Linked DNA regions of Homo sapiens: region 2 is linked to region 1. Evidence: read pairs that join two places in POLR2A ChIA-PET (ENCODE). Cell type or tissue: Panc1. All regions are shown on one strand. Region 1 has its middle 4.1 kb from the start of CIDEC. Region 2 overlaps FANCD2 (FA complementation group D2).

The links. Peaks named below come from ENCODE experiments on the same cell type or tissue, not always from the same donor. Only the 100,000 strongest peaks of a DNase experiment are listed, where the experiment ranks them.
Region 2: POLR2A ChIA-PET joins it to region 1 with 11 read pairs; 2 of 35 experiments call an interaction of 5 or more read pairs at or near these places.

The regions. Positions count from the first base shown.
Region 1 is chr3:9,881,810-9,886,809 of GRCh38, reverse strand. No RefSeq gene overlaps it. Among named protein-coding and RNA genes, the nearest start is that of CIDEC, 4.1 kb to the right of the region's middle. In Panc1, no CTCF peak of the experiment used is centred here; a DNase peak (open chromatin) is centred at 2,159.
Region 2 is chr3:10,038,710-10,043,709 of GRCh38, reverse strand. FANCD2 (FA complementation group D2) reads right to left here. Exons shown (of 44, transcript NM_001018115.3): 8 at 4,353-4,431; 9 at 3,865-3,989; 10 at 2,000-2,087; 11 at 1,047-1,151; 12 at 560-660; 13 at 118-226. Among named protein-coding and RNA genes, the nearest start is that of FANCD2, 15 kb to the right of the region's middle. In Panc1, no CTCF peak of the experiment used is centred here; no DNase peak of the experiment used is centred here.

The DNA.
Region 1 (5,000 bases):
CTCAAAAAGAAAATGCAAATGGTCATACAGAAAGGATGCTAATGCAAAGGCATAGCTGTTTAGAGCAGAGGTTCATAGCTGTTTTTGTGCCATGAATTTCCTTGGCAGCCTGGGGAAACTACAGACTCTCAGAATGATATTTTTATTTTTTATTTAATTAATTTTTTTTTGAGACAGGGTCTTGCTCTGTTGCCCAGGCTGGAGTGCAGTGGTACCATCATGGCTCACTGAGCCTTGACCTCCTGGGCTCAAGTGAACTTCTTGCCTCAGCCATGCAAGTAGCTTGGATTACAGGCATGCACCACTATACCTGGCTTATTTTACATTTTTTGTAGAGATGGGGGTCTTGCTATATTGCCCAGGCTGGTCTCAAATTCTTGGCCTCAAGCAAACCTCCTGCCTTAGCCTCCCAAAGTGCTAGGATTACAGGCATGAGCCACCACACCCTGCCTTATTTTATTTATATTTTTAGAGACAGGGTCTTGCTCAGACTGAAGTGTAGTGGTACAATCATAACTCACTACAACCTCGAACTCCTAGGCTCAAGGGGCCCTCCCACCTCAGCCTCCTGAGTAGCTGGGATGTGTGCCACCACACCCAGCTAATTTTTGTATTTTTTGTAGAGACAAGGTCTTACTGTGTTGCCCAGGCTGGTCTTGAACTCCTGACCTCAAGAAATACTCCTGCCTCAGCCTCACAGACTGCTGGGATTACAGGTGTGAGCCACTGTGCCCTGACCCTGCCTTGTTTTGACTGAACAATATATCTTGACTGTTTTCTCCAGATCATGAAGAAACATAAAGAACATCCTTACTCTTTTTTTTTTTTTGAGATGGAGTTTCACTGTTGTTGCCCAGGCTGGAGTGCAGTGGTACATTCTCGGCTCACTGCAACCTCTGCCTCCTGGGTTCAAGCGATTCTCCTGCCTCAGCCTCCTGAGTAGCTGGGATTACAGGAGCGTGCCACCACGCCTGGCTAATTTTTGTATTTTTTGAGTAGAGACAGGGTTTCACCATGTTGGCCAGGCTGGTCTCCAACTCCTGACCTCAGGCAATCCACCCGCCTTGGCCTCCCAAAGTGCTGGGATTACAGGCATGAGCCACCACCCCTGGCTCAGTCTTTTTTTTTTTTTTTTTTTTTTTTTGAGACAGTCTTGCTCTGTCGCCCAGGCTGGGGTGCAGTGGCACAATCTTGGATCACTGCAAGCTCCGCCTCCCGGGTTCACGCCATTCTCCTGCCTCAGCCTCCTGAGTAGCTGGGACTACAGGTGCCCACTACCACGCCCGGCTAATTTTTTTGTATTTTTTTAGTAGAGATGGGGTTTCACCGTGTTAACCAGGATGGTCTTGATCTCCTGACCTTGTGATCCGCCTGCCTCGGCCTCCCAAAGTTCTGGGATCACAGGCATGAGCCACGGCGCCCGGGCCTTAATTTATATGTAGATAGAGTAGGGAGGAAAGAATGAGAGAGAAAGAGAAAGACTAGCTTCTTGTCTGTGATATTAGTTCGAATATACAGTATTTTCCCTGTTTATTTGATGTCTTTTTACTTTTTGTTCATGGTGTTATAAATTTAACATGCAGAATATATTTTTAAATTTAGTGGCTTCTCAATTTTGAGTTGTAGCCACAGTCCTTTTCCAATCCGAGGTGTCCCAGATGATTTTCATGTACTACAGAGTTTGAGAACCATGCTCAGACATTGCCTTTCTCACTGGAATGTGAATTCCCCAAAGGCAGGGACAAGAACTAAGTCATCCATGTCCCCAGCAGCTCATAGTGTCTGGCATAGTGTAAAAATTTCAACGCCTGTAATCCCAGCACTTTGGGAGCTCGAGGCGGGAGGATCGCTTAAGCCCAGGAGTTCGAGACCAGCCTGGGCAACATGGCAAAACTCCATCTCTATTAAAAGAAAAAAAAGAAAAAAAATTTAAAAAGAAAGAAATGCTGGTTGAATAGATAAATTCCAATGGAGCCAAAACCGTCTCCCTCTCCTAATTGCTGTGAAGAATCCCCGGGTTTATCCTTCATCCCTGGACAGTGCTCTCTGGCTGTAGCTCGTGGTTATCTTCGTCTTTCTGTGTCTGGTTTTCTGTCAGGGCCAGACCTCTCCTGAGTCATCTATTGGCCTATCTATCTCAGGACATCAAGTACACAGTAGAGCAATAAATATTTGAGCCATGACTGTTGAAGGGAGGGGCCCCGACTCTTTCTCCAGAACCTCTTCCCTAAAGGGTTTTGCTTGTACCTTTCTCCTGGCTCTTGGTCTGTCCTTAAGTTTAAGTTATATGTGTTCCTGTCTCCTCACTCTCTCTTCATGCTCCCTTCTCAAATCCTTTGCAATGATGTTTCCTTTGTCTTGATCATCCCCCAGGATTTAGTCAGGATTTACCTCAAAGCTCACCTCCTTGGAGGCGTTTCTTGAACGCATAGGCCAATCTAACTCTCCAGCTGTTATTATATCACCTCGTTTTGTTTTCTTCCCAGAACATCATTATCTGAAATTATTTTGTTTATTTGCATATTTATTCATGGTCTGAGTTCCCACCTTCCTCAGGAATGTCAGCTCCTTGAAGTGTGGGACAAGGCTGTCTTGTTTCCTGTTGTATTCTTAGCCCCAGAAGGACTGGCATATAGTAAGTGCTTAATAAATATTTCCTGAATGAATGAATGAATGGTTGCCTGAGAGCCCCTCCAGGGAAGGATTTAGATCTAAATAATAATAATTTCCATTTATTGAGCTCTAAGGATGCACTAGACTCTGTAGCAAGTACATTTCACGATTATCTCTTTTAATCTGCATGGAAACCAGATGCAGTAGAGCTATTTTTATCCCCAGTTGTTGGATCAAACTGAAGCTTAGAAAATTTAGCTCACACAGCTAGCGCTAGACCACTGGTTCTCAAAGTGGGCTCCCTGAGCAGCCATGGCTTCTGAATCATCTGGGAACCTTTAGTAACGCAAATTCCTAGGCACCACCCCAGACTTACTAAGTGAGAAATTCTGGGGTGGGGCCTAGCAATCTGAATTTTAACAAACCCGCCAGCTGATTCTGATGTACCAAAGTGTGAAAAACCCTGTGTTAAAAGAAAGATGAGGTTAAATGTTTTTTTAAAAAACACAGCTTTATTGAGATAGAATTCACATCACCCACTCAAGTGTACAAGTCAATGATTTTTAGTATATTTACAGGGTTGTGCAAACATCACTGAAATAATTTGTAATTAATAGGTAAAAAAAAAAAAAAAAAAAAAGGAAACCTGGCCGGGCGTGGTAGTTCATGCCTGTAATCCCAGCACTTTGGGAGGCAGAGGCGGGCAGATCACTTGAGGTCAGGAGTTCGAGACCAGCCTGGCCAACGTGGTGAAACCCCCGTCTCTACTAAAAAATACAAAAAATAGCCGGGTGTGGTGGCAGGCGCCTGTAATCCCAGCTACTTGGGAGGCTGAGGCAGGAGAATCACTTGAACCCGGGAGGCAGAGGTCACTAAAAATACAAAAATTAGCTAGGTGTGGTGGCACACGCCTGTGGGAGGTAGAGGTTGCTGTAAGCTGAGATCGCGCCATTGCACTCCAGCCTGGGTGGTGACATAGCGAGACTCTGTCTCAAAAAAAAAAAAAAAAAAAAAAAAAAAAAAAAAAAGAAGAAGGCCGGGCGCGGTGGCTCACGCCTGTAATCCCAGCACTTTGGGAGGCTGAGGCAGGCAGATCACGAGGTCAGGAGATCAAGACCATCCTGGCTAACACGGTGAAACCCCGTCTCTACTAAAAATACAAAAAAATTAGCCAGGCGTGGTGGCAGGCACCTGTAGTCCCAGCTACTGGGGAGGCTGAGGCAGGAAAATGGCGTGAACCCGGGAGGCGGAGCTTGCAGTGAGGCGAGATCGTGCCACTGCACTCCAGCCTGAGTGACAGAGCAATGCTCTGTCTCAAAAAAAAAAAAAAGAAAGAAAAGAAAAAGAAAAGGCTGGGTGCGGTGGCTCCTGCCTGTAATCCTAGAACTTTGGGATGCCCAGCCGGGTGGGTCATGAGGTCAGGAGATCGAGACCATCCTGGCTAACACGGTGAAACCCCGTCTCTACTAAAAATACAAAAAATTAGCCGGGCGTGGTGGCGGGCGCCTGTAGTCCCAGCTGCTCTAGAGGCTGAGGCAGGAGAATGGCGGGAACCTGGGGGGCGGAGCTTGCAGTGAGCGGAGATGGTGCCACTGCACTCCAGCCTGGGCGACAGAGCGAGACTCCGTTTCAAAAAGAAAAGAAAAAAAAAAAAAAGAAAAGAAAACCCTGAAAGAAACCCTGTACTAATTAGCAGCCACTCCCCATTCCCCTCCCATCCCCTACTCCCAGCCCGAAGCAACCACTAACCCATTTTGTCTTTTTTTTTTTTTTTTTTTTTTTGGAGGCGGAGTCTCGCTCTGTCGCCCAAGGCTGGAGTGTAGTGGTGCGATCTCGGCTCACTGCAAGCTCCGCCTCCCGGGTTCACGCCATTCTCCTGCCTCAGCCTCCCGAGTAGCTGGGACTACAGGCGCCCGCCACCACGCCCGGCTAATTTTTTGTATTTTTAGTAGAGACCGGGTTTCACCGTGTTAGCCAGGATGGTCTCGATCTTCTGACCTCGTGATCCGCCCACCTCAGCCTCCCAAAGTGCTGAGATTACAGGCGTGAGCCACCGCGCCCGGCCCTACTTTGTCTTTATATAGATTTGCCTATTCTAGACATTTCATATAAGTGGAATCATACAATATGTATATGATTCCTGTGACTGGCTTTGTCTACTTTCTGTACTGTTTGCAAGGTTCCTCCATGTGGTAGTATGGATCCTTTTTGATAAATAATATGCCATGTATGGATAGGCACATTTAAAAAATCGATTTATAAATTGAACATTCATGTGTTTCTACCTTTTGGCTATTACGAATAATCCTATGGATATTCACATACAAGTTTTTGTGTAGACATATTTTTCATTTCTTTTGGATATGTATGTGTATATATATATGTGT
Region 2 (5,000 bases), 160 kb before region 1:
GCTATCATTTCCACTTGAATGAGTTTTGAGATTTTTATTTCAGTCTACCTCAGTTATACATCTGTCACTAATTGCCACTCATTTCCTCCTTGATAATCAAAGTTCCAAAGATCTCACCTTAATCCAGGCTTCTGAAATGGTTTTCTCATATCTAATAGCTGACTTTATTACATCAAAGAGGAGAATAATACAGCTCTGACCGCTGCTTTCTTGATTTCCTGAGGAACTACAAGTAGCAGAGAGGAAAAAAATTACTCTTCTACGTACCAGAAAAGAACTTACAAGATCGGAGTTCCTGCCATGTACCCTGGAGCAAATGACAACCTCATGTATAAGATGGCTAATAAACTTGCACTGTCGTCTGTCTGGGATTGATCTGAATGGCTAAGAAAATATATAAACACATACATACTCACATACATATATGTAATTTGAAAAACAATATAATACTAGATGTAAATGTCATAATAGTATCATTATTTGTAGTAGTATTAAGCTCTAACTCTGACAGTGGGATGTCAGAAAATTGTGACATCCTGTGTGAGGATGAGCTCTTTACCTTGCTCGTCCTTTACTTTTCAACTTTACTTGGGAAGCCTGTAACCGTGATGGCAAAACACAATGCTGCAGATCCAACTTCTCCCGAAGCTCAGAAATTACCTGCAGAAAGTAAATATTAGCTATGGTTTTCTGCTCATTCATAGTGGGTAGGCACAGTCCAGTCTCTCTACCATGACAATCTCCTGAAAGACTGAGGAAGAAAAAAATTTAAATGTTGGACATTTTGAAAAATAGAGTTATGAGAATAGCCAATGCAATGTCATAGAACATCATACCCAAAATTTCAGAATTCTGTGAGGTACTACACAGGAAGAGTAAATGTAACTTATAGCAGCTTATATAGATCAATGAATCTGTTGAATAGCTCCATTCTCTCCTCTGAATGCTATCCGGATTAGTCAGTATTCTCAGTTAGTCTGGGGACAGAGAAGAGCAATTGGCACTTAAGTTGCTTTATCTAGGTGTGATGGGATATAAGAGCATACCTCAAGTGTATCCATGGCTGTTACGGAATGAAGAATGAACTTTATTATCACAGGTAAATCCTCCAATCTAATAGACGACAACTTATCCATCACCAACTGGCGAACCTAAAAATTAAAAGCACAGAAACTTAATAGGTTTTCATGTCACTACCTCAACTTTGTACTGAACTGTTAGATAAAATTAGAAAAAAATCACTTCTCTTACTCCATCTTCCCACTTATAATTTAGGGAAAAACAAAATTTTAGATTTTTCCCCAAATTAGAATCTTTTAGTTGTTAATACCACAGCTTCATCAAAAATAGACGGGCAATAAATGTGAAACAGAGCTATTATCTTACATTTAGAGCCTAAATTCTCAACTGGCTACAGTAAGGCATAAAAAGTATTATTCCTATGGGAAGCAGGTATGACTCAGACAACATGGAAGATTTCCACTCAAAACTTACTGCTTAAAAACAGACCTGTGGGCCAGGCACGGTGGCTCAAGCCTGTAATCCCAGCACTTTGGGAGGCCGAGGGGGGTGGAAAACAAGGTCCGGAGTTCAAGACCAGCCTGGACAATATGGTGAAACCCCGTCTCTACTAAAAATACAAAAATTAGCCGGGAGTGGTGGCAGGTGCCTGTAACCCCAGCTACTTGGGAGGCTGAGTCAGGGAACTGCTTGAACTTGGTAGGTAGAGGTTGCAGTTAGCGGAGATTGCACCACTGCACTCCAGCCTGGGTGACAGAGTGATACTCCGTCTCAAAAAAAAAAACAGACCTGTGACTCTACCATAGAATAGCATCTGAAACTCATTGAGGGGAAAAAAAAAAAAAAAGAGAGATATCAAATGTGATTCACTATGGTTTCAAAATGAAATATTCATTACTCCCAAGGCAATGACTGACTGACACTTGTTCTGGGAGGTTGGAAAGCTGGCTCTGTTTCTGGAAAGCTGAGTCTTTTCTACCTTCAATAGGAAGTTTGGGTCAAGTCGGAGGCTTGAAAGGACATCCAGGATTGGGACAGTGAGTGAAGTATTCTCTATCAGTAGGTCACTGTGAATGGTAGAAAAAGAAAAAAGTTGTATAATGGTTTGAACAGAGCTGGGCAGACAATGACTTGAGAAAATCATTTATTAGAGTATGAAAATAAAGGACATACTTAGTTGCCATTAAGTTACCGTTTATAGTATGTTTCTTTAAAAATTGTTTTGACTGCAAAAAATAATACATGCTCATTATAAAAATTCAAATAATAAAAGTAGAAACAAGAAGCCTTCCATCACAATCCCCACTACCCAGAGAACACCACTATTTAGTTTGGTATGTATCCTTCCCCGCAAAAAGGAAAAAGAAAACCCAAAACATTTACAATGAAATCTGATAAGTATGAGAGACACATGTAGGTGGTGCTACAGGAGCACAACATAGTGAGAAGGACAGTGATAGATTGCTTTTTTTTTTGTTTGTTTGTTTTTTGAGACAGGGTCTTACTCTGATGCCCAGGCTTGAGTACAGTTACAGTGGTGTCATCACAGCTCACTGTAGCTTCGACCTTCCACGCTCAATTGATCCTCCCATCTCAGCCTCCTGAGTAGCTAGAATTATAAGTGCGTACCACCACGCCCACCTAATTTTTGTATGTTTTTGAAAGACGGCTTTTCACCATGTTGTCCAGGCTGGTCTCAAACTCCTGGGCTCAAGTGACCCACCCACTTCAGCCGCCCAACATGCTGGGATTAAAGGCATGAGCCACTGCGCCCAACAGACGGTGACAGATGCTAAAAAAAAAAAAAGACTATACAAAAGGAGATGAGCTGGCATCAGGCAGGTAAAGTGGATGGCGTAGTACTTTGCCCAGAAGGAGCATCCTGCCCAAAAGGATGAGGGCAAGAAATCACTGGATGTTTTGGAGGTAGCTTTGCAGACAACTATACAAAAGGAAGTATTACAAACTGAATTTAAAAAAAATACTTCTAGTACAATAAAAAGTTGCATTAAGATGGAAACTTTATTACCTAGGGATATTGTTCTCCCCTTCTTCAATACTTCCCTACCAATTACTATTTTTCAAATGAATGACAGTAAGCAATGGGTCTCCGCAAGCGGTCTGATGCAGGACTGTGCATTAGAATGAATCACCTAGGAACCCAAAGAAGGTAGATGTTTAATAGGCTCCACAAATGATTTTAATGTGCAGCCAGGGTTAAGGACCCCCTGAAGAACAAGTTAATGAAACTTAAGGGATCATGGTCAACTTCTCCACTGGCCAAATTTAGATATCTAATCCTAAGCCAGACTTCACGCTCATAACAGGTATACCATTTAAAAGAAAGTACATGGGGCCAGGCACGGTGGCTCATGCCTGTAATCCCAGCACTCTGGGAGGCCGAGGAGGGCGGATCACAAGGTCAGGAGATCGAGACCATCCTGGCTAACATGGTGAAACCCCGTCTCTACTAAAAATACCAAAAAAATTAGTCGGGCATGGTAGCAGGTGCCTCTAGTCCCAGCTACTTGGGAGGCTGAGGCAGGAGAATGGGGTGAACCCAGGAGGCGGAGGTTGCAGTGAGCTGAGATCGCACCACTGCACTCCAGCCTGGGCGACAGAGCAAGACTGTCTCAGAAAAAAAAAAAAAAAAAAAGAAAGTATGTGGATCTATTCAAATATATACCTTTTTTTTTTAAGTCAAATCCCATACCCTACTCATGAAGGGGGGTATCATCCTCTTTTTAGATAGAAGAGACCATATTACTACTGCTCTTTGCATACTGCAGTGATAGAACCCCCATAGCTGAGCCTCACTTAGATGATGACAGAGGGTTTATCCACCTGAGTTCTTTCCCCACATCAGCGTGCTGGGAATCCCCTAGGATCTCAGGTAGGCTGGTGATGATGTCATGCTGCAGGTTCTCTGGAGCAATACTGATCAGCTGCATGATCTTGGTGGTGAGGTCCTGCAGTAGAAGACACTATTAGAACTGCAGCACATTACCCAGAATAAAGAAAGACTACCTACGTGTGAAATGCAGAGCTGAAATTATTTGAGAAATAAACACAGTCATTTATCTCTGTACTTTGAAAAAGAATCTTCCCAAATATTTAATTTATTTAATAAATGATATCTACTCTTCGTATTTAAACTTTTCTGAAATTTAAAGGGTGAAGTATCTATGATTCTCAAATTATGAAAATTGGAAAAAGCTAATGGATGGATGGAAAAGTATGAATTTTCTGTTTAGAAAGAAAAAAAAATACAACCTCCAAAAGATATGAGAAACATACTCTTTAAATTCAAGAGATAAAGTCCATAAGCCTACCTTGCCATCCACAACTCTGTCAAGCCATTTTAGTTGACTGACAATGAGTCGAGGTATGTTGATTTCATCACTGTTCTTGCTAAAATGTTAGGAAGAGAAAACAGGGAACTGAGCCTTTCTGGTCAAAATAACAGCAAGCATTAATACTGCACAAAATATTTTAGCCATTCCATTAACATTTACCGAACACCTACTATGCATTCGGCACTGCACTAGACACACAAGTGATACCCAAGATGCAGGAGATACATGCTTACGTATGTTAAGAAAAATGTCTAGAAGACATGCTAAATATGAACAGTGACTACATCCAGGGAGGATTTAGAGAGAAGGGATGACAGGGCTAGACAGCATCTCTTAATAATAATTTTTAAAAAGACAATGTTAATAAATCTTAAAAACTGAATATGACAAGTATTTTTAAAAGGTAAGACACTAATAACATCAACGCAGTAAGTGCTTAAAAAGGCAAGCATAAGTCAGATGCAGTGGCTCATGCCTGTAATCCCAGCACTTTGGGAGGCCAAGGTGGGCAGATCACATGAGGCCAGGAGTTCAAGACCAGCCTGGCCAACACGGTGAAACCCCATCTCTACTAAAAATACAAAAATTAGCTGGGCACGATGGTGGGTACCTGTAATCCCAGCT